Linked DNA regions of Homo sapiens: region 2 is linked to region 1. A link is a loop called in an ENCODE intact Hi-C map of the cell type or tissue named here. Cell type or tissue: chondrocyte. All regions are shown on one strand. Links, peaks and the distances in the headings refer to the core of each region. The heading gives the core; the rest is flanking DNA. Region 1 overlaps DHX30 (DExH-box helicase 30). Region 2 has its middle 73 kb from the start of MAP4.

Region 1 (11,281 bases), core at 1,584-9,583:
AGTAGTTCCTCTCTGTAGTTTTTAAAACCACAGAAGATAGGCTGGGCGGTTTTTAAAACCACAGAAAATAGATTACGAGCTCACGCCTGTAATCCCAACACTTTGAGAGGCCTAGGCAGGTGGATCACTTGAGGTCAGGAGTTCAAGACCAGCCTGGCCAACAGGGTGAAACCCCCTCTCTACTAAAAATACAAATATTAGCCAGGCGTGGTGGTGGGCACCTGCAATCCCAGCTACTTGGGAGGCTAAGGCATGAGAATCACTTGAACCTAGAAAGTGGAGGTTGCAGTGAGCCAAGATCGCATCACTGCACTCCAGCCTGGGCAACAGAGTGAAACTCTGACTCAAAGGAAAAAAAAAAAAACCAAAAACACAGGAAAAAAAAAAAAAAAATATATATATATATATATATATATATATCTCATTGGCTGAACAGTAAGAAAGGAATCAGGAAGTGGGAAGGGCTCAGGGCAGGTGAGTGGTAGAACACTGGGCCAACCTCTACCAATAAAAACAAAGGGCAAGGAGTTTCCAGGAGGAAGGTCTCAGTGGCTTTCACTGAGGAAGGGTCACCTTGAACAGCTGGCAGGCTGCAGCTGCAGCCTGCCGCTCAGCATCGATCTTCTTGCTGCCATAGCCTTCTACCTCCACGCTCTTGGGCCATTTTATGTGCAGTGTGACTTTCTGGGGAAGAGAAGAGAGAAATCAGAAGTCTTGCCACTCCAGACTAGAGTTGTTGCAAATTACATGGAAAATAAACAGTGGTGGACCTCACAGCAGCAGACCTCACAGCAGCAATGTGCTAGGTTCAGAGTTGAGAACAGAGGACAGAACCCCAATCCCATCATTAACTCCTTATAAGGCTCTAACTGTCTCACCGTGAAACAATCTGTTCTACCCCAAGTTGTTTTGCTCCTTCAAGGTGCCATGTTCTAGCCAGAGGCCAAGCCGGGATCCATCTTCATCTTTTTTTTTGAGACAGAGTCTTGCACTGTTGCCCAGGCTGCACTGTTGCCTCACGCCATTCTCCTGCCTCAGCCTCCCAAGTAGCTGGGGCTACAGGTGCCCACCACCACGCCCAGCTAATTTTTTGTACTTTTAGTAGAGACGGGATTTCACTATGTTAGCCAGGATGGTCTCGATCTCCTGACCTTGTGATCCGCCCACCTCGGCCTCCCAAAGTGCTGGGATTACAGGCATGAGCCACCGCGCCCAGCCTCATCTTTTTTTTTTTTTTTTTTTTTGTGGGGGACAGGATCTCACGCTGTTGCCCAGGCTGGAGTGCAGTGGCACGATCACAGCTTACTGCAGCCTCAACCTCCTGGGCTCAAGCAATCCCCTCATCTCAGCTTCCCTAGTAGCTGGGACTACAGGCCTGCACCACAATGCCTGAGTAACTTTTTCATTTTTTGTAGAAATGGGGTCTCACTATGTTGCCCAGGCTGGTCCCAAACCCCTGGGCTCAAGGGATCCTCCCTACTCCGCCTCCTAAAGTGCTGGGATTACAGGCACGAACCACCACAACCAGGCCCCATCTTTATCTTTAAAAATCATCCAGACTGAGAGCAGTGGTGTCTCCCACAATTTTGGGAGGCTGAGGAGGGAGGATCCCTTGAACCAAGGGGTTTGAGACTACCCTGAGCAACATAGCAAGAACCGGTCTCTACAAAAAATAAAAAAAATTAGACGAGTGTGGTGGCACCTGTCTGTAGTCCCAGCTACTTTGGAGGCTGAGGCGGGAGGATCACTTGATCCCAGGAGTTTGAGGTTACTGTGAGTTATGATTGTGCCACTGCACTCCAGCCTGGGTGACAGAGAGACTCTGACTCTGTCTCTACAAAAATAAATAAAATAAATGTTAAAAAATCATCCAGAATGGTTTGCTGGCATGCTTCTATGGTTCCAGAATCTATAAGACTGTAAGGGCAAGAATTATCATTAACTCTAACCCTCTGCAGTCCTTAGTCGATGGGGGCAAAAACCAAGGATCCGTATAGGCGCCTGTCTTAGATAAGATGGCACCTCATTTGCCCTGTGTTCCTCTTCCCTAAACCAGGCACGTGTATTCTGGCTCTTCTTCAAACCTAGCTTTGCTCTGAGTCTCTGCTGACCATTTTAATTCAGGAAACCCATTCTATGGCCTCCTTGACAAAGAAACCTAAGACAGAAAGGACAAACAGCCTCCTTTCTGAGTCATACCAATGTTTTTCCTTGCCACCAGCAGAGTTACCTTTTTCTTCGGTCCATTTGTGTGCACGTAGACTAGTTTGTCTTTTGCATGTGAGATGCCGAGGGCTCTTCCAATCACACTGTTGAGAAGATTTTTGGGCTGTGGGAACTCTTTTAATAGGTCCCTAGAAGCTAAGAAAATAAGAACAAAAGCATTACAGTTGTTCTTTTTCTTTTAAAAACTCCATGGGGTGTGTATCAGGGCAACCCTGGGCTGGATTCTGAGGATGTTGGCTCATGACCCCAAACCACCCAGGAGCATCTTGGAAAAGAAAAGAGGAATGACTTCAGGGTTTACAGGGAAGAGTGGGGCCAGACCCACTTGAATAACCATCTCCTGAAGAAGGGCCAATGACCCACACACCACAGAAGGGATCCTACCAGCATCCTCTTCTCCGCCCAATCTCCTCATTTCATACATCACCTACAAAAGCCTGGTTGGTCAATAAACCCCCCAGTCTGATGTCTGAAAGAAGACACTAAACAAACAAGCAAGCAAAAAATACAAAAACAAAAATCCACCACACACACAAACTGGAGATCAAGACAATGCAAGGCTCTTCCTAAAATAAGACACACACACGAGAGACCTGGCCCCATGTATCTCAAGTGATGAGATCCAGATGCTGAATACCAGGCCCCAGCTCTCAACCGTATCTAAGCACACTGCAAAAGACTCCCACAGAACCAAACTATGTGTGGGGACTGATTAAAGACCTCTACATCTGGCTGGGCGTGGTGGCTCACGCCTGTAATCCCAGCACTTTGGGAGGCCAAGGCGGGTGGATCACAAGGTCAGGAGTTTGACAACCTGGCCAACATAGTGAAACCTTGTGAAACCTCGTCTCTACTAAAAATACAAAAAATTAGCCAGGCCTGGTGGCAGGCGCCTGTAGTCCCAGCTACTTGGGAGGCTGAAGCAGGAGAATCGCTTGAACCCGGGAGGCGGAGGTTGTAGTGAGGCAAGATCGCGCCACTGCAATCCAGCCTGGGCAACAAGAGTGAAACTCCATCTCAAAAAAAAAAAAAAAAAAGAAAGAAAACCTCTACATCTGAGCAGGCATGAATTACTCCTCCCCCAAGTTCTCTGGAATCAAGGGGAAAATTGATGCATCAGATACCATGAGAGGTACCTCGCTTCTTTTTCTTGTTTTTTGGATTAATCTCAGAGCAGAAAGGGAAGAGATATCTACCTAGGGTAAGCTTGTACCAGACACAAGGCTTAACCAGGTCATGAAGAGGTCTGCTAGGAACATGGGGGGCCATATCATTCTCCACTCTAGCCTCTGGCAGCTCCAAAAGGAGCTGTATATATGCACATGTGCACCTGCGTGTACACTGATCACCTGGGGAGCTTTTTCACCGCATGGACATCCAGCTCCCCACAGGGGACCTGAGAATGGGAGCGATGTTGGAGGCGACTCTATATTTTCAAAAAGTGCTTCCAAGCGTTCTGATGTAACTCTGCTGCCTGGTTTGAGACTGTTTCCTTGGGACAGACTCCTGTGTCAAGTGGCCAGGATGGAGGACACCTGATCCTGTCTCCCTCTAAGCGGTAACTTGTAAAGCAACTAAGAGTCAAGCAGTTAAGCAGTTAAGAAACCATATCTAAGTGGACTTGGCCGGGGCGGGGGGGGTTTCGTCACAGAGGGACCCAACTTCGAGTAGCCCATTACACCCACTGGTTTAACAATAGAGCTGCACTGAGACCACCACCCCGCCCCCACCTTCAGCTCTATAAGGTTGGTGGAGGCTGGCGCTCTCTACCCATCCTTGATGCTTTCAACAGTTTTATCCTCTGCACTATTTGGGAGGCACAAAGCTGGAATCCACCAGAACAGTCATTCTGTCTCTATTTGAGATCCTGATGTCCCAGGAGTTACTTTGGGCTATTTCTCACACTGGTGAGGGCATGCTTGTCCCTAGAAGCTCTAGCCCTTGGCCACTCATCCTGGCAGGAGTTGGACTTTTACTCGTTTTCCCCACTCCCTCGAGGTCTCGCACCTCTCACCTATTCTTGCCGGGAGCAGGTACTCTAAGGGTCCATTCGGGCCTGTGCCACGCTAAGCTTTACAAACAGCAAGGCCGCTGCCCGCCGACGGATGGCGAACTTGGCCACTATGGAAGAGAGGACCCCCGGCCGCCAGGCCCGATTTCGGCCCGCGCCCCTAGCTCTGCCATCCCAGGAGTCAAGGGCGCTGCGGACCGCCCGCCCCCGCCGATGCCCTCACCGTTCACCAAGCTTCCGTCGCCTTCCCCAGGCCCGCCGGGGGCCATCCCTGACTCGGCCTCGGCGGCTTCCTTGGTGTGGTCGGGGTGGGCGCAGCTTGAAGAGAAGCCGCGCGAGCGACCCTGTCGCCCAGCAGCGCGGGGACCCAGCGGCTGCAGGCGCGGAGAGATGCCGGCGGCCAGCGCCATGAGTCTCCTAGCGGCCGCCATCGTGCTCCCGCCGACCCCGAGGCCTGTGCGCGGCAGGGACCGGGCGAAGAGAACGGGAGCGGCCGGCCCGAGCGCCGCGCGCCCCCTGCGGGCCGGGCGGACCCGAAGCCCAAGCCTAGGCGAGGGCATCAGCAGCCCGTCCTCGCTCACCACAGCCCTGGGCCTTCAGTAGGCGGGCTCGGCGCTGCCCAGGGCTAGGACCCTGCAGAGCTCACTCTCCAGCAAATCTAAACCAGCAGTCGTGTGGATGGAAGGCAGGAAGATGGAATGAGGCTGTTGGGGGGAAAATAATGCTAGGCCTTAGCTCAATGTCATCTAAGGAAGCGAAGTTAGTTCCCTCTAGGTCCTACCAATTGTTCCTAACTACCTCTCACGTGCCTCTGGCAAATTGGCAGCCCCATCTTATTTAACGGCTTACAAAGTAAACCTGGTGAAGATCTGGAGCCAGGGCCAGGCGCCGTGGCTCATGCCTGCAATCCCAACACTTTGGGAGGTTGAGGCGGATGGATCCCCTGAGCCCAGGATTTTGAGACCAGTCTGGGCAGCATAGTGAAACCCCAACTCTATTAAAAGTTTAAAAAACGAAAAAGAAAATCTGGAGCCAGGCCAAGGAAGACCTCTTCAGGAAACAGATTTAATCCCCAGGGCTGGAGGGGAAGGTGAAAACACCCAGCTTTGGAAACTGCCAAGAATTGAGCTGGTCCAGCGTAAAGTCCAGCAGTGAAAGTGCTGTTCCTCGCCAGGCGCAGTGGCTCACGCCTGTAATCCCAGCACTTTCGGAAGCCGAGGCAGGCAGATCACCTGAGGTCAGGAGTTCGAGACCAGCCTGGCCAACATGGTGAAACCCCATCTCTACTAAAAATACAAAAATTAGCCGGGCATAGTGTCGCGCGCCTGTAATCCCAGCTACTCGGGAGGCTGAGGCAGGAGAATCGCTTGAACCCAGGAGGCGGAGGTTGCAGTAAGCCAAGATCATGCCACTGCACTTCAGCCTGGGTGACAGAGCAAGGCTCCATCTCAAAAAAAAAAAAAAAAAAAAAAAAGGAAAAGAAAATGGTATCTGAAAGCTGAAGGAGACAACAGTCTAGACAGAAAGGCCCCACCTGGACAGCAGGACCCAAGCCCTTTGTGGCACTTGAGGAAGCCCTCAGGATAGCACTCTTTTCTGACAGCCATTTGGCATAAGGCTGAAATGCCATGATTTCTTAGTTGCCTCTAAAGAAGCCAAAATGAAGAGCTATACACAAAGCAACACTGGCCATGAGTTGTTAATTGTTGAAGCTGGGTGACAGGTACTTGCAGGTTCATTATACTATTTTTTCTAGTTTACAACACATGTGTTGAACAGATGTTTAGATTTTTATGTTAAAAAAAAATCAGCCAGGCGCAGTGGCTCATGCCTGTAATCCCAGCACTCTGGGAGGCTGAGGCAGGCGGATCATGAGGTCAGGGTATCAAGACCATCCTGGTCAACATGGTGAAACCCCATCTCTACTAAAAATACAAAAATTAGCTGGGCATGGTGGCACGCGCCTGTAGTCCCAGCTACTTGGGAGGCTGAGGCAGGAGAATTGCTTGAACCCGGGAGGCGGAGGTTGCAGTGAGCCGAGATTGCGCCACTGCACTCCAGCCTGGCAACAGAGTGAGACTCCGTCTCAAAAAGACAAAAAAAAAAAAAAAAACAACAACCAGGGATGCCAACCAACTAGTTTGTTCCCAGGGGGGTCTTTGTCTCGGTTTGGTTGTGTCCCCACCCAAATCTCATCTTGAATTGTAGCCCCCATAATTCCCATGTGTCATGGGAGGGACGTGGTTGGGAGGTCATTGAATCATGGGGGTGGTTTCTCCCATATTGTTCTCATAGTAGTGAGTAAGTCTCAAGAGATCTGATAGATTAATAAGGGGAAACCCCTTTCTTTTCTTTCTTTTCTTTTTTTTTTTTTTTTTGAGATGGAGTCTCGCTCTGTTGCCCAGGCTGGAGTGCAGTGGTGCAATCTCGGCTCACTGCAAGCTCCACCTCCCAGGTTCACACCATTATCCTGGCTCAGCCCCCCAAGTAGCTGGGACTACAGGTGCCCGCCACCACACCCGGCTAATTTTTTGTATTTTTAGTAGAGACAGGGTTTCACTGTGTTAGCCAGGATGGTCTCGATCTCCTGACCTCATGATTCGCCTTCCTTGGCCTCTCAAAGTGCTGGGATTACGGGCGTGGGCCACTGCGCCTGGCCTTTCTTATTTTTTATGTTTATTTTTTTGAGACAGAGTCTTGTTCTGTCACCCAGGCTGGAATGCACTGGCACGATCTCGGCTCACTGCAACCTCTGCCTCCTGGGTTCAAGCGATTCTCCTGTCTCAGTCTCCCAAGCAGCTGGTACTACAGGTACGTGCCACCATGCCCAGCTAATTTTTGTATTTTTAGTAGAGACAGGGTTTCACCATATTGGCCAGGCTGGTCTTGAACTCCTGACCTCATGATCCACCCACCTCGGCCTCCCAAAGTGCTGGGATTACAGGCATGAGTTAACACACCCGGCTGGGAAAACCCCTTTCACTTGGTTCTGTCTTTCTCTCTTGTCTGCCACCATGTAAGATGTGCCTTTTGCCTTTCACCATGGTTGTGAGGCCTCTCCAGCCACATAGAACTGTGAATCCATTAAACCTTTTTTTCTTTATAAATTACCCAGTCTTGGGTATGTCTTTATCAGCAGCATGAAAATGGACTAATGCAGTCCCCTTTTCCTATTCATTTATTTCAACTGGGTTCTAACAGCAAGAGTCACCCTGAGCAAGTATTTCACCTCCACAAACCTCAATGACTCTTGTAAGATAAGGGCAACTCTTTACAGCAGCTCTTGGAACTCTTCTGCTTCTGTGTTCTTCTCCTCACTGGTCTAGAGCAGGAGTTGGAAAACTACAGCCTGCAGACCAAATCCAGACCCCTGCCTGTTGTTAGAAAGTTTTATTGGAACAGAGCCACACTCATTTACTATGTTATTTGCTATTATCTATGACTGCTTTCATTCTATAATGGCAGAGTCAAATAACTGCAACAGAAAGCATATGCCCCACACAGCGTAAAATATTTATTACCTGATGATTACAAAAAAAAGATTACCAACTCCTCCTCTAAAGGACCTTAAAGACCAGGTACGGTGGCTCATGCCTGTCATCCCAGCACTTTGGGAGGCCGAGGAGGGTGGATCACCTGAGGTCAGGAGTTCAAGGCCAGCCTGGCCAGTGTGGTGAAACTCCATCTCTACTAAAAATACAGAAATTAGCTCTGGGCATGGTGGCAGGTGCCTGTAATCCCAGCTACTCAAGAGGCCGAGGCAGGAGAATGGCTCAAACCCAGGAGGGAGGTTGCAGTGAGCCGACATTGCGCCATTGCACTCCAGCCTGGACAACAGAGTGAGACTCCATCTCAATCAATCAATCAATCAGTAAAGGACCTTAAAGAAAGTTAGAAAAAAGGGCTGGGCACGGTGGCTCATGCCTGTAATCCCAACACTTTGGGAGGCCGAAGCGGGCAGATTGCCTGAGGTCAGGAGTTTGAGACCAGCCTGACCAACATGGAGAAACCCCATCTCTACTAAAAAAATACAAAAAATTAGCCAGGCATAGTGGCACATGCCTGTATTCCCCGGTACTCGGGGGGCTGGGGCAAGAGAATCACTTGAACCCAGGAGGCGGAGGTTGCGGTGAGCCAAGATCGCACCATTGCACTCCCACCTGGGCAACAAGAGCGAAACTCCATCAAAAAAAGAAAAAAGAAAGTTAGGAAAAAGGCCAGGCATGGTGGCTCATGCCTGTAATCCCAGCACTTTGGGAGGCTGAGGCAGGCAAATCACTTGAGCCCAGGAGTTGGAGACCAGCCTGGGCAAAATGGTGAAACCCCGTCTCTACTGAAAATACAAAAAAATCAGCTGGGCATGCTGGTGCATGCCTGTAGTTCCGGTTACCAGGGAGGCTGAGGCACAAGAATCACATGAATCCAGGAGGCAGAGGTTGCAGTGAGCCGACATCATGCCACCACATTCCAGCCTGGGTGACAGAGTGAGACTCCATCTCATAAATAAATAAATAAATAAATAAAAATAGAAAGAAGAAATAAAACAAAGGCAAAAAAAAAAAAAGAGAGAGCCTTACGCATGCACCCCTTTCTTTACACCAACATTAAGCCTTCTCCGTATTCTTGGAGGAGAGAAAGTTGATTCCTTTCCCTGTGAAAAAGGAGGGAAGTTCTGAAAAAAGAAAGCATTTACTGGCTCAGCAATCTCTCTATCCACTTCTGGATCGGGGATGACATCTGGTACTACATGTGCTAAACAACTACATCTAGCAGCACAGAATTAAGGCGTAAAGGATCTGCTGAATACACGGGAGAATGCTTTAGGAACCTATACTTTGGAGGCCCCAGAAAAAGGCAACAAGAGGAAGTCCAAGATAGTTCAGGCTTTGGGGCAGAGCAGAGAACTTCCGCAGGGACAGTGGAAGGGACCACCAACACCTAAAGAAACCAGGAGTCTCAGCCTATATTTTGGCAACTTACCCAACCATATATACATATATTACACGTGGTCAAAATGGCAAGAAAGGATCCACTTGGCTGGCAAGGAGACGGGTAAGAGGAGCTACAGGAGCCAGGTGGGCACCCGACTGCCCTACCAGGTCATCCGTCCTCATGGCTTCCCCTTCCACATAAGCCGCAGGTCTCTTTTTTTTTTTTGAGATGGAGTCTCGCTCTGTTGCCCAGGCTATAGTGTAGTGGTGCGATCTCAGCTCACTGCAACCCCCGCCTCCTGCGTTCAAGCAATTCTCCTGCCTCAGCCTCCCAAGTAGCTGGGATTACAGGCATGCACCACCACACCCAGCTAATTTTTTGTATGTTTAGTAGAGATGGGGTTTCACCATGTTGGCCAGGCTGGTCTCAAACTCCTGGCCTCAGATGATCCACCCACCTTGGCCTCCCAAAATGCTGGGATTACAGGCGTAAGCCACCATGCCCGGCCAGCCACAAGTCTCTTGACGTAAACCACCACATCAAGAAGAGGGCACACATCTATTTGAGGCAATGGACAGGAAAGATCAGTTTTGTGGCCCCCAAGATCCTGCCAGAAGTGTCATCCCATGGTGCTGTGTCTCAAATCTGAGTAGGTGGGGCCGAGTGACAGGGGACAGCCAGAGGTGAGTTTCTTGATGTACTCACCCTTTACCCTGGAAGGAAGCCTTGGGAAGACATTGGCAGTGGAGGAAGGGGGGTCAAGGAGGTAGGGAGGTGATCATTTTTTTTCAGTTCCAAATCTGATTCTGCTGAGTACTGTGATCAATATAAATGGCCACCATTTTCGGTGCACTGTTTTCCTTATATAAACACCAGAGAGACTGTTGCTGCAACACATCTCCTTAAGGGCAGGAGCACCAGTGAAGCCTCTAGGGAGCTAGAAAGCACAGGGGAGAGGCCTGATCGCTATCCGCAGGCCAAGAGGGGCTGTTGCTTCTAGCTGAGAGAGAGAAGGCAAAATGCACACACCCACGGATGCCTCCTGGAGGCGCAGCTGTGAGGAGAGACCACCAGGCTCAGGGGTCTGCACTCCTCTGGGGAAGAGAGCACAGCACTTGTGGGGCTGCCCCAGAGGCAGCAACTGCCCATCCTGCGATCAGTGTTCTCCTCCGCGTGTGCTCAAGAAGGCACTGCCTAGCCAACTGCCTGGTTAACCCCGACTAACCGTCTTCAAGCTTAGCCAAAGCACATCTGACACTCTCAGAGCCACTCACCTGCCATGTTGGAAATGTTAACGTTCAGCCTTTTCGAGTTACAGGGCATTTTAAGAAAGAAAAAAAAAAGGGCAATCAACTCTTGTTTTGGTAACGGTAGGGGGGTGGCATTTCTTTAAAACCTAAGTCAAATGGTCAGGGGGCTAGAAGTACTCATTTCTATCCTGCTGTCAGTAGTCAGGGCCGCAGCAGCAGGAGTGTGAAAACTGCCTGGGACGCAGCAGCAGCATGGGCTGCAGAAACTGAGGTGCTCTGTGTTCCCCACACTCCTCCTGAGCTCTTGACCTTCAAAGCACTTTACAGACAGACCCTAGAGTAGACATGCTGTCTCTAGATGAGACAATGACCCTATGACCTAAAACAGGGCTCCTTCTGCTAGGCAGAGGGGTGTGAACAGGCAGCCTATGGGGCAGAAAAGAGCAGCTATTAGGACAAAAAGGCTTCCAGGAGCACTGGCCTTAGCAGGCCTGGAAAAGGTATATTAATAAGTCTGAGGGAGAAGAGGAGGCGCTCATGTGCAGCGATGCTTCCCTGGGTCCTATCCCTGGCGCCATCCCTGGGTACTGATAGGGCCTGAGGTAAGCTGCCACTTACCTGGTGCTCTAACATTCTCCCCAATCAAAAGGACAGCCTACCTTGCCAAGTGGACTGAGAGGCACATTTTAATGTCAGTAAAGTGCTTTGAGGTGCCACATGGGAGACAGGAAAGTGATCTGTGTGTATTCCCAAAGCCTCCAAGATGGAAAGCACTAGGGTTGAGTCAGGGCTATCTGTTCCAGCCCTGCTACAAGCACCCTGCTCTCTGAGCCACCTGATCAGGGACTTCTAGGAGCCTCGA
Region 2 (11,281 bases), core at 1,449-9,448, 270 kb before region 1:
TCAAAACTCCCGTGCTGATCAGTAGTGGGGTCGCACCTGTGAATAGCCACTGCACTCCAGCCTGGGCAACATAGCGAGAACCTGTCTCTAAAAAAAAAAAAAAAAATTTCATTGATCTTTTTCTGACTATAAAAAGAAATAAATGATTTATAGTATAAAATTTGGAAAAGCATAAAGGAGTAAATGATAACTATGTAATCTTACCACCCAAGGCTAGCCATTTTTTTTTTTTTTTGGTGCATTCTTCCAATCCCAGTTTATTTATCCATTCACTTATTAAAGGAGATCTCAGTTGCTTCTAGGTTTTGGCAATTATGAGTAAAGCTACTATAAACATTCGTGAGGCTGGGTGCAGTGGCTCACACCTGTAATCCCAGCAGTTTGGGAAGCCGAGGGGGGCGGATCACCTGAGGTCAGGAGTTCAAGACCAGCCTGGCCAACATGGTGAAACCCCGTCTCTACTAAAAATATAAAAATCAGCCCGGTGTGGTTGCGCATGCCTATAATCCCAGCCACTTGGGAGGCTGAGGCAGGAGAATCGCTTGAACCTGGGAGGCGGAGTCTGTAGTGGGCCAAGATGGCACCACTGCACTCCAGCCTGGACAAAAAGAGCGAGACTCTGTCTCAAAAAAAAAAAAAAAAAATTGTGTGCAGGTTTTTGTGTAGACATAATTTTCTTTCTTTCTTTTTTTAGACTGAGTTTCGCTCTTGTTGCCCAGGCTGGAGTACAATGGCATGATCTTGGCTCACTGCAACCTCTGCCTCCTGGGTTCAAGCGATTCTCCTGCCTCAGCCTCCTGAGCCACTGGGATTACAGGTACCCGCCACCATGCCCAGCTAATTTTTGTTATTTTTAGCAGAGACAGGGTTTTGCCATGTTGGCCAGGCTGCTCTTGAACTCCTGACCTCAGGTGATCCACCTGCCTCGGCCTCCCAAAATGCTGGGACTACAAGCGTGAGCCACCGTGCCCTGCCTGTGTAGACATAAATTTTTGGCTCCTCTGAGTAAATACCAAGGAGGGCAATTGCTGGGTCATATGAGAGTACGTTTAGTTTTGTAAGAAGCTGCTGAACTGTCTTCCAAAGTTCTGTACCTTTCACATTCCCAGCAGCAATGCATGCGAGCTTCTATTGTTTCACATTCTTACTAGCACTTGGTGTTGTCAGTGTTCTGGCTTTTTTTTGTGAGATGGAGTCTTGCTCTGTCGCCCAGGCTGGAGTGCAGTGGCGCGATCTCGGCTCACTGTAAGCTCCGCCTCCTGGGTTCACACTATTCTCCTGCCTCAGCCTCCTGAGTAGCTGGGACTACAGGCGCCCGCCACCATGCCCGGCTAATTTTTTGTAATTTTAGTAGAGACGGGGTTTCACTGTGTTAGCCAAGATGGTCTCGATCTCCTGACCTCGTGATCCGCCTGCCTTGGCCCCCCAAAGTGCTGGGATTACAGGCGTAAGCCACCGCACCTGGCCAGTGTTCTGGCTTTTGCCCATTCTATTTAGTAGGTGTGTTGTGGTATCTCATTTTTGTAGGGTTTTTCTTTTCTATCTCATTTTCTTACTGATTATTGGTATATATGCTGTTATGCCTTTTTGTATATTAACTTTGTATCCAGTAACCTTGCTGAACTCTTTTTATTTTTGAGACGGAGTTTCAATCTTGTCGCCCAGCCTGTAGCGTAATGGCACGATGTTGGCTCACTGCAACCTCCGCCTCCCAGGTTCAAGTGATTTTCCTGCCTCAGCCTCCTGAGTAGCTGGGATTACAGGCTTAAGCCACCACACCTGGCTAATTTTTGTATTTTTAGTAGAGATGGGGTTTTACCATGTTGGTCAGGCTGGTCTCGAACCCCTGACCTCGACCTCCCAAAGTGCTGGGATTACAGGTATGAGCCACCATGCCTGGCCATGAACTCTTTTATTAGTCTTTCAAATTTTCGATGTGGAAAATCACATCTTTTTTTTTCTTTTTTTTGAGATGGGGTCTCACTCCATCACCCAGGCTGGAGTGCAGTGGTATGACCATGGTTCACTGTAGTCTCAACCTCCCCAGGCTCAGGTGATCCTCCCACCACAGCCTCCCACGTAGCTGGCACTATAGGTGCCCACCACCATCCCAGCTAATTTTTTTTTTTTTTTTGTATTTTTTGTAGAGACAGGGTTTCACTATGTTGCCCAGGCTGGTCTCAAACTTCTGAACTCAAGCAATCCTCCCACCTTGGCCTCCCAAAGTGCTGGGATTACAGGCGTGTGCCACTATGCCTGGTAGAAAATCATATTAATCATACATTAGGATAGGCAGAGGAAACAATATGAGGAGGGCCTTGACAAGAGAAAGTTCAAGAAACAGAGAAGGCAGATGATACTGGGCATAGTGAGAAAAAAGGCAGATGATGAGGCAAGACAGAGGCAGCATCATTGCACGAGGTCTTGAAATACATGTTTAGGATTCTGATGCAATGAAAAGCCATTGAAGGGGTTTAGGTTAAAACTGGAGGAAAGCCTCTAAGATAAGCTATTGGATTCTGCCAATGTTTGTGTCCTGGCCTACATTTTCATCAAAATTTGGATGAATAGACATAAAGCATGCTTTTAAAGGATAACTCAAATATAATCCTGAGATGGCTTATTGTGAACTTGTAAAGTCTCAAGAATACATCCTTAGACATGAGACTGAGTGCTTGCTAAGATCCTTTCCAACTTTGAGATGTTGAGGTTCTATGCTTTTCTTGTTTTTCTTTCTTTTTTATTACTGCTGCTTGTGGAGCAGGGCAATCCCATAGGCAGTATGCCCAGAATAGGTGGTTCTATGCTTTTCATCCTGGGCACCCTGGAACTGGAGGGAATGTTCTTTTCCACTGCAAGTGGGGAAATAGAATGAACCTGTACTTTGAGATGCAATCTGTTAGGGCAGATATATATATATATATATATTAGTTTTTAGTAGAGACGGGGTTTTACCTTGTTAGCCAGGATGGTCTTGATCTCCTGACCTCGTGATCTGCCCACCTTGGCCTCCCAAAGTGCTGGGATTACAGGCATGAGCCACCTCGCCTGGCCAGGCAGATCCATATTTATACAAATAACTATCACATATATGGTAAGTGTTGTAATAGGCATACAAGGGATGCAGGAGGATATTATGAATGGAAGGGGATGGTACAGAAGGTTGTGATATTTGGACTGAAGCAGGAGCAAGGGGAAGGCTTGAAAGAAACTATGGCAGGATACAGGAAAAAGAAAAAGGACTGAACCAGAACAGCATGTGTCAGTGGAGCTGTTTCTGAGGCAGGAGGAAAATCTGGTAGGTATGAGGGGAAAAGGAAGGGAATAACTGAGAATCACTCCTGGGTCTCTAGCTCTACACATAACATGGTGACTGTCTTAACTTAAAGAAGGCTGGGGTCCGGGTGCGGTGGCTCATGCCTGTAATCCCAGCACTTTGGGAGGCAGAGGTAGGAGGATAACTTGAGGGAATGAGTTCGAGACCAGCCTGGGCAACACAGTGAGAACCCATCTCTACAAAAAATTTAAAAAATTAGCCGAGTGTGGTGGCAGAAGCCTAAGGTCCCAGCTACTTGGGAGGCTGAGGTGGGAGGATCACTTGAGCCTGGGAGGTAGAGGCTGCAGCAAGCCATGACCGTACCACTGCACTCCAGTCTGGGCAACAGAGTGAGACCCTCCCACTGGGCTTAAGCGATCCTCCCACCTTGGCCTCCAAAATGCTGGGATTACAGCTGTGAGCCACTGCCTGGCCCTGGGGAAAAATAAATATTAAAGAAATTTCGGACCCTTCAGCCAGGCACGGTGGCTCATCCCTGTAATCCCAGCACTTTGGGAGGCTGAGGCGGGTGAATCACGAAGTCAGGAGTTCAAGACCAGCCTGGCCAAGATGGTGAAACCCTGTCTCTACTAAAAAAACAAAAATTAGCCAGGCACGGTGGCAGGCGCCTGCAATCCCAGCTACTTCGGAGGCTGAGGCAGAGAACTGCTCGAACCTGGGAGGCAGAGGTTGCAGTGAACTTAGATCGTGCCACTGCACTCCAGCCTGGGCGACAAAGGGAGACTCCGTCTCAAAAAAAAAAAACAAACAAAAAACAAAACACTTAGGGGCAGGCATGGTAGCTCACGCCTGTAAATCCTAGCACTTTGGGAAGCCGAGGCGGGCGGATTGCCTGAGTTCAGGAATTCGAGAACAGCCTGGGCAACACGGTGACACGTCTCTACTAAAATACAAAAAAAATTAGCTGGGCGTGGAAGCGTGCGCCTGTAGTCCCAGCTACTCGGGAAGCTGAGGCAGGAGAATTGCTTGAACCGGGGAGGCAGAGGTTGCAGTGAGCTGAGATTGTTCCACTGCACTCCACTCTGGGCGACAGAGCAAGACTCCATCTCAAAAAAACAAAAAACAAAAAACAAAAACACTTCGGACCCCAATTCACTATTCCAAAAGGAAAAAATTAAGTTGAAAGCTGAGTCATGCACAAACTGCCTTTCATTCCTAAGCAGACATACTTGACATAATACACAATTGACTATTCCCCTACCTGCTCCTTTTCTCTTGTTCCCTCCCTATTTTCCCTCCAGCCCACTTTTCCCCTTTAAATACTGAATTCCTCAAATTCATCTTTGGAGAAAGGCAGAGACCACAGACTGTTTCTGTGATTCTGTGTTTTTTCCTTTCAGGAATGTCCTTCACCTTGGCAAAATAAATTTCTAAATCAATTGAGACCTGTCTCAGATACTTCTTGGTTTACAGAAGGGATGGAAGATTCCAATACTTTTGAGTTTTCCTAGCCATCTAACTACAAAGGAGCTCAAAGCCAATTCTATTCCTGAAGTCTGGGACAGGAATATGCTGGCTACTCCAGGCAGCAGGAAGAATGATCAAAGTAACTTTAAAGCTCCCACCTGTGTGTTTTCCTACAACAGTAAGTTAAGGATTCTACAAAATCTGGGGCTTTGGAATGAAGTAATGTTAATTTCAACAGAAAAGGAAACCTATTTTTTTTATTTGAGACAGGGTCTCACTCTGTTGCCCAGGCTGGAGTGCAGTGGTGCGATCTCAGCTCACTGCAACCTCCGCCTCCCGGGTTCAAGCAATTCTCCTGCCTCACGTTCCGAAGTAACTGGGATTACAGGCACTTGCCACCACGCCCGGCTAATTTTTGTATTTTTAGTAGAGACGAAGTTTCACCATGTTGGTCAGGGTGGTCTCCAACTCCGGACCTCAAGTGCCTTCCAGAGTGCTGGGATTACAGGCGTGAGCCACCGCGCCCGGCCTCAATATTTCTTAGTTAACCAAATATACCCCAACTGTCATCAATTTTGTTATAATTAATTATCCCACTTGTAACCATTTAAAAATTATAGATGAGTTTTTTTTTTTTTTTCGGTACTAAGTCTTGGAAATTTGGTGTGTATTGTACACTTACAGCACATCTCAACTTGGGCCAGCCACGTTTCAGAGCTCACCAGCCACATGCGGCTCACGGGAGCGGAGCCCCGCCGAGGACCTGTGGCGTCCTCCCGCTCCTCTAAGGGTTCCTTCCAGAGCCCAGATGGCCCGCGACCTAGGCCCCGCCCCGCGCCCCTCCCAAGTTACATCACAGAGCCCACAGGCCCCACCCGCTGGTGGCCCGGTCCGCGTGTGCGCCGACTCTCGCACTCTCCTCGCTCCGGGCGCCCAGACTCTGAGAGAGAGCGACGGCCATCATAGAACAGCGAAGGCAGTCGATCGGCCTGCGGTCCGCTTCGGCATTCGCAGGCCGCAGGCGGGAGGCTAGAGCCCCCAGGCGCACCTCGCCCCAACCGCCCGCGGCTCGGGCAGCTCTGCAGAGACGTCGTGGCGGCAGGGCCAGCACCCATTGGTCCGCCACAGCCCTCCGCCCTCCCCCTCGCCACGCTTATTGGCCGGAGCGGCGGCGCTCGCCGGGTAGGCGGTGGCGGCGTCCCTCCCTTGCGCCGGCCCTCAAGAGGCGACGAGGAAGCGGCCGCCTCCCTGCGCCCCGCCCCTCCGGCTAGCTCGCTGGCTCCCGGCTCCTCCCGACGTCTCCTACCTCCTCACGGCTCTTCCCGGCGCTCTCCTGGCTCCCTTCTGCCCCAGCTCCGTCTCGGCGGCGGCGGGTAGGTGCAGCCGCAGGCGGGGTCCGATTGGAGGGGCGGCCTCCTCACTGTCCCGGGGCTGCCCGAGCCTTGCCCTGCGGCAGCTGGGTACCCCACGGGGCCCGCCCGAGGCGTGGAAGGGCGGTGGCCGCCGGCCTGCGAGACGCGGGGGCGTCCGAGGGAGGGGGCCAGGCGGGGGGCTGGCGGCTTTGACCTTCGGAGTCTTTGAGGCGCGATCTAGGGGGGTCTTTGGAGTGAGGGGGGCTGAGAGGTCCAGCTTTTGAGGGTCGGGGCGGTGGGGCCGAGCGACATGCCTTGGGCTCTGGATGGGGCTGAGCCGCGGAGCGAGGGTCGGCCGCAGTCTGGGGCCCTGGGTGGGGTTCGGAGGTGTAGGAGAACTCAGGGGTCGTTTTCTGAGGCTTTGTGGGGGTCAGTTGATGTGAGGCTGAGGTGAGCCTTAGTATGTCCAGTCAGGGATTATGGGTGGGGCTGAGGGGTGGTCTGGAGAACCGGGCCCTAGGCGGGGCTCTTCCCCCTTGCAAAGGCCCCGACACTGTGTGGGGACTAAAGCGTGTGTCTGGCAGTGGGAGTGCGAAAGGGTCACATTAGGGTGGGGGTGGGGAGGGTACAGGGACTAGGAGAGGCAGTTGGAAACATTACCCAGAACAGAGATTGTGATTTAGCACATGGAACAAGTTCTCCGCCGGTGTGAGTTAGATCCCTTTGGTGAAATTGTCCTGTGGAGGAGTTGTGAGGGTTTTGCTCACTTCCAGGAACGGGTAAATTAAATGCATTTGCTGCTTTGGGGAAGAGGCAGTGATTGATTACCTTTAGGTTTGTGCTTTAGGACCCAAGCTCGGATGAAATACGTGTTCCTCGCGAAGGTTAGTGTTACCCAGCTTTCTACTGGAAACCCCCTTTTCTCCTTTGCCTTCTCTGGTCCTGTTACAGTATTGCTCCCCAGGGCCTCTCGATTCTCTCTCCCTGGTTGCATAGCATTGCAGTGTTTCTTGCAGTGTGTGTGTGTGTGTGTGTGTGTGTGTGTGTGCGCGTGCGTGTGTGTGCGCGTGCGTGTGTATGTGTGTGTGCGCGCGCGCGCGTCTCCCGCCCATTTCCCTGCTGCTGTGCTTTTGGCAACTGCCTCTGCTCTTTCCCAGGGATGGTTGTGGCATTGCATCAGGGGATATTTGTGCTTGTAATTTGCTCACTCAGCCCAGGAGGAGGGTGAATAGTATGCTGTAGAGATGGGGGGCGGGGGCAGGGTGCCGTCAGCTTGGCTGGGTAGACAGAGAAATGGGTGTGGTGAGGGAATACAGCTGCTCTAGGCCTTTGGGGTAACACTGCCCAGTCATCAGCCCAAAGAGATTCAAAGAGCACCACCAGCAGCTATTTTTATAAATCAATCCTGAATCCAAGCTGAGCACATGGATTTAGAGTGAACAGTTGTCATGCTCTATTACAAGCTGGGTGTTTGGTAGACAACATTAAAGTTGCTAAGCAGGAGACTCCCATCTGTACTGTGCAGTGTGTACTTTACTTGCAACTTTTAAACTTTGCTTTTCTCAACTCCAAAGATTGGGACATCTCTCTTCAGGCTGTGTCTTTTAAATTAACGTAGTTTGCTGATCCGTACTACTACTTTTCAAATGAAATGTTTTCACCTCAGTTACACACTTCCTTTCAAATTTAGCTTCAAAATAATAAAGCTGTCACTTTTTGAGCACTTGCCATCTCCCAGGCACTAGCTATGTTTGTTAACAGATGAGGAAATTGAGACTGATGGGAAGAAGAGGTCACACAGATAGTTAAGTGGCAAAAATGGTATCCAACCAAACCAAGGTCTCTCCAACCCCCACATAGTAGTTCAGAAACTTCAGAATTTTGGTTTACATTGGGATGATTCAAGTGCTTGAGAATTTATTCATGCAAAGTAAACAAACTCACCAGAGACTGATAAACCAGATACCAGTTAATGCATGTTGGAAGTATTAAGTGCCATGTGCACAATTGGATTTAATTGTCCACTGACCAGGACACCTCCATTGTTCTGGGCTGCCTAATCAGTAATAAAAAGGTAGTTGATTATGGAATTGGAAAGGCACTAGATATTCTTAGTGGGTATTTTTTAAATTTAAATTTTATTTATTTATTTATTTTTGAGACAGGGTCTTGCTCTGTCGCCCAGGCTGGACAGTGGCAGGATCTCGGCTCACTGCAGACTCTACCTCCGGAGTTCAAGCAGTTCTCCTGCCACAGCCTCCGGAGTAGCTGGGATTATAGGCATGTGCCACCACACTCGGCTGATTTTTGTATTTTTAGTAGAGACGGGGTTTCGCCACGTTGGACAGACTGGTCTCAAACTCCTGACCTCAAGTGATCCGCCTGCTTTGGCCTCCCAAAGTGCCCTGGGATTACAGGTGCAAGCCACCATGCCCGGCCATTTATTTTTATTTTATTCTATTTTATTTTTTAAGATGGAGTCTCGCTGTGTCATCCAGGCTGGAGTGCAGTGGCATGATCTTGGCTCACTGCAACCTCTGCCTCCCAGGTTCAAGTGATTCTCCTGCCTCAGCTTCCTGATAGCTGGGATTATAGGCACCCACCACCACACCTGGCTAATTTGTGTGTGTGTGTGTGTGTGAGTGTGTGTATATACGTGCACACACATACATATATACATACACATATACATATATATACACACATACATACATATACACACACATATATATATATTTTTTTGAGATGGAGTCTTACTCTGTTGCCCAGGCTGGAGTGCAGTGGCACGATCTCAGCTCACTGCAACCTTCGCCTCCTGGGTTCAAGTGATTCTCCTGCCTCAGCCTCCCTAGTGGCTGGAACTACAGGCACGTGCCACCACGCCTGGCTAATTTTTTGTATTTTTAGTAGAGACAGGGTTTCACTGTGTTAGGGTGGTCTCTATCTCCTGACCTCGTGTTCCGCCTGCCTCGGCCTCCCAAAGTCCTGGGATTACAGGCGTGAGCCACCGCGCCTGGCTAATTTTTGAATTTTTAGTAAAGATGGGGTTTCACCATGTTGGCCAGGCTGGTCTTGAACTCCTGACCTCAGATGATCCACCTACCTCGGCCTCCCAGAGTGTTGGGATTACAGGCATGAGCCATCACGCCTGGCCTTACGGGTATTTTAATCAAGGAACAAAAGTCTAGTGAGTCTCCCTTTCCCCAGTGTAAAAACACATACAGTGCTGGAGGATGTCTTAACACATTTTCCTACTCTGTCTCACTTGTTTTTTAAGTAGTCTCTTCAAATATTTGTCATTCCAGCATCCCTTTGTTAAAATTTTCAAATTTACAAATACATTTATATTACCTATTAAAAAGTCATTTTCCATTGTTTGCTGACAGTGAAGGAAGCACCTGGATTTTCTTATATATAGGCGGCTTAGCTTTAGTCAGAGAGTAGATTCTTCCTAATCTCATAGTGTCTTGTTCTTCCTAATCTCATAGTGTCTTGTTCTTTCCTAATCTTGTTTCTGAATTTGGTGATCAATCCTTTGGCTCTGTAAACTTTTGCTCTTGACAGTTTTTGGAATCACTTTGCTTTTTTTTTTTTTTTTTTTTAAAGATTAAGCGTGAGTAGTTGCTATGTAGCTTTTAGATTTCCTTAAGATGTGAGAAAATCTGAGAGGAACATTTTGACCCAGTGGAAGGCATCTTGGCAGTTCATGTATATAGTCAATTTGAAAAGGAAACCAAGTAAGTATCAGTGATTTCACTTTGTCTTTCTAAACAGCACTTTTAGAACCAGGTTATTGTAGACTTATTGCTAGGAGTGAGTGGGTTGAGAACAATTAAGGTTAAGAAGGGGGATTGTAGGGCTGGGTGGCTCATGCCTGTAATTCCAGCACTTTGGGAGCCTGAGGCGGAGGATTGCTTGAGGCCAGAAGTTTGATACCAGCCTGGATAACATAGTGAGACCCTGTCTCCATTAAAAAAAAAACAAAAACAACTTAGTCGGTCCCCAGATAATTTTAGTGTACAGCAAAACAACAAAAACAACAACAACAAACTTAGCTAGGTGTGGTGGCATGTGTCTATAGTCCCAGCTACTCTGGAGGCTGGGGTGGGAGGATCACTGGAGCCCAGGAGTTCAAGGCTCCAGTGATATGATTGTGCCACTGCACTTCAGCCTTGCTGAAAGAGCCAGACCTGCTCACCCCTGCAAAAAAAAAAAAAAGGGGTAATAAAGCACACTGATACATATAGGGGATCATATTCATCATACTCATCTACCATTTTAGAGCTCCTAGGCCAGTCTTTAAATGCAGACCTTATGGTGAACTATTTTGGATGTCATTAACATTTTAAGGTTGAAAGTCAACACAATTACTTTCGTGATTCTTTTTCCTTTTTTTTTTTTTTTTTTAGAGATGAGATCATGTTCTGTCAGCAGTGGGGGAGATCATAGCTCACTGCAGCCTTGAACTTCTGGCCTCAAGTGATCCTCCTGCCTCAGCCTCCCCAGTAGTTCAGACTGTGTATGTGCACCATCACACCTGGCTAACTTTTGTGATTCTTGTTCTTATTCTTTTTTTTTTTTTTTTGAGACTGAGTCTCGCTGTATTCCCAGGCTGGAGTACAGTGGCGCGATCTCAGCTCACCACAACCTCCACCTCCCGGGTTCAAGCAATTCTCCTGCCTCAGCCTCCTGAGTAGCTGGGATTACAGGCACTCCCGCTGCGACCAGCTATTGTGATTATTTATAGGTTAAAAAAGTTAATCTTCTTGGCTTGGGCATGATGGCTCATGCCTGTAATCCCAGCACTTTGGGAGGCCGAGGCAGGGGGATCACTTGAGGTCAGGAGTTCGAGACCAGCCTGGCCAACATGGTGAAACCCTGTCTCTACTAAAATACAAAAATTAGCTGGCATGGTGGCAAGCGCCTGTAATCCCAGCTACTCGCGAGGCTGAGACAGGAGAATCACTTGAATCTGGGAGGCACAGGTTGCAGGGAGCCAAGATCACGCCACTGCACTCCAGCCTGGGCAACAAGAGTGGAACTCCATCTCAAAAAAAAAAAGTTAATCTTACTGTAAACTAATATTTTATTAGTTTGCATATATTTAAATATGTTTAAAAATTTATTTATGCTGGGTGCGGTGGCTCATGCCTGTAATCCCAGCACTTTGGGAGGCTGAGGTGGG

Evidence for each region. Hi-C counts contacts between places; a loop is a spot of excess contacts. Peaks named below come from ENCODE experiments on the same cell type or tissue, not always from the same donor. Only the 100,000 strongest peaks of a DNase experiment are listed, where the experiment ranks them.
Region 2: a loop joins it to region 1, with 2.4 times the contacts of the local background. A loop is called at or near these places in 9 of 110 quality-filtered maps.

Annotation. Positions count from the first base shown.
Region 1 is chr3:47,818,427-47,829,707 of GRCh38, reverse strand. It overlaps DHX30 (DExH-box helicase 30), which reads right to left. Exons shown (of 22, transcript NM_138615.3): 5 at 2,231-2,361; 6 at 574-684. Among named protein-coding and RNA genes, the nearest start is that of DHX30, 21 kb to the right of the region's middle. RefSeq lists silencers at 4,613-4,902, 7,403-7,603. In chondrocyte, for the core only: CTCF peaks have their summits at 4,530 and 4,742 (motif pointing left); DNase peaks (open chromatin) are centred at 4,415 and 4,658.
Region 2 is chr3:48,083,609-48,094,889 of GRCh38, reverse strand. It overlaps a transcript of MAP4 not described here and the pseudogene RN7SL664P. Among named protein-coding and RNA genes, the nearest start is that of MAP4, 73 kb to the right of the region's middle. RefSeq lists enhancers at 5,375-5,424, 5,485-5,554 and silencers at 5,775-6,344, 6,985-7,104, 7,195-7,244. In chondrocyte, for the core only: CTCF peaks have their summits at 6,127 and 6,485; DNase peaks (open chromatin) are centred at 5,579, 5,949, 6,349 and 7,249.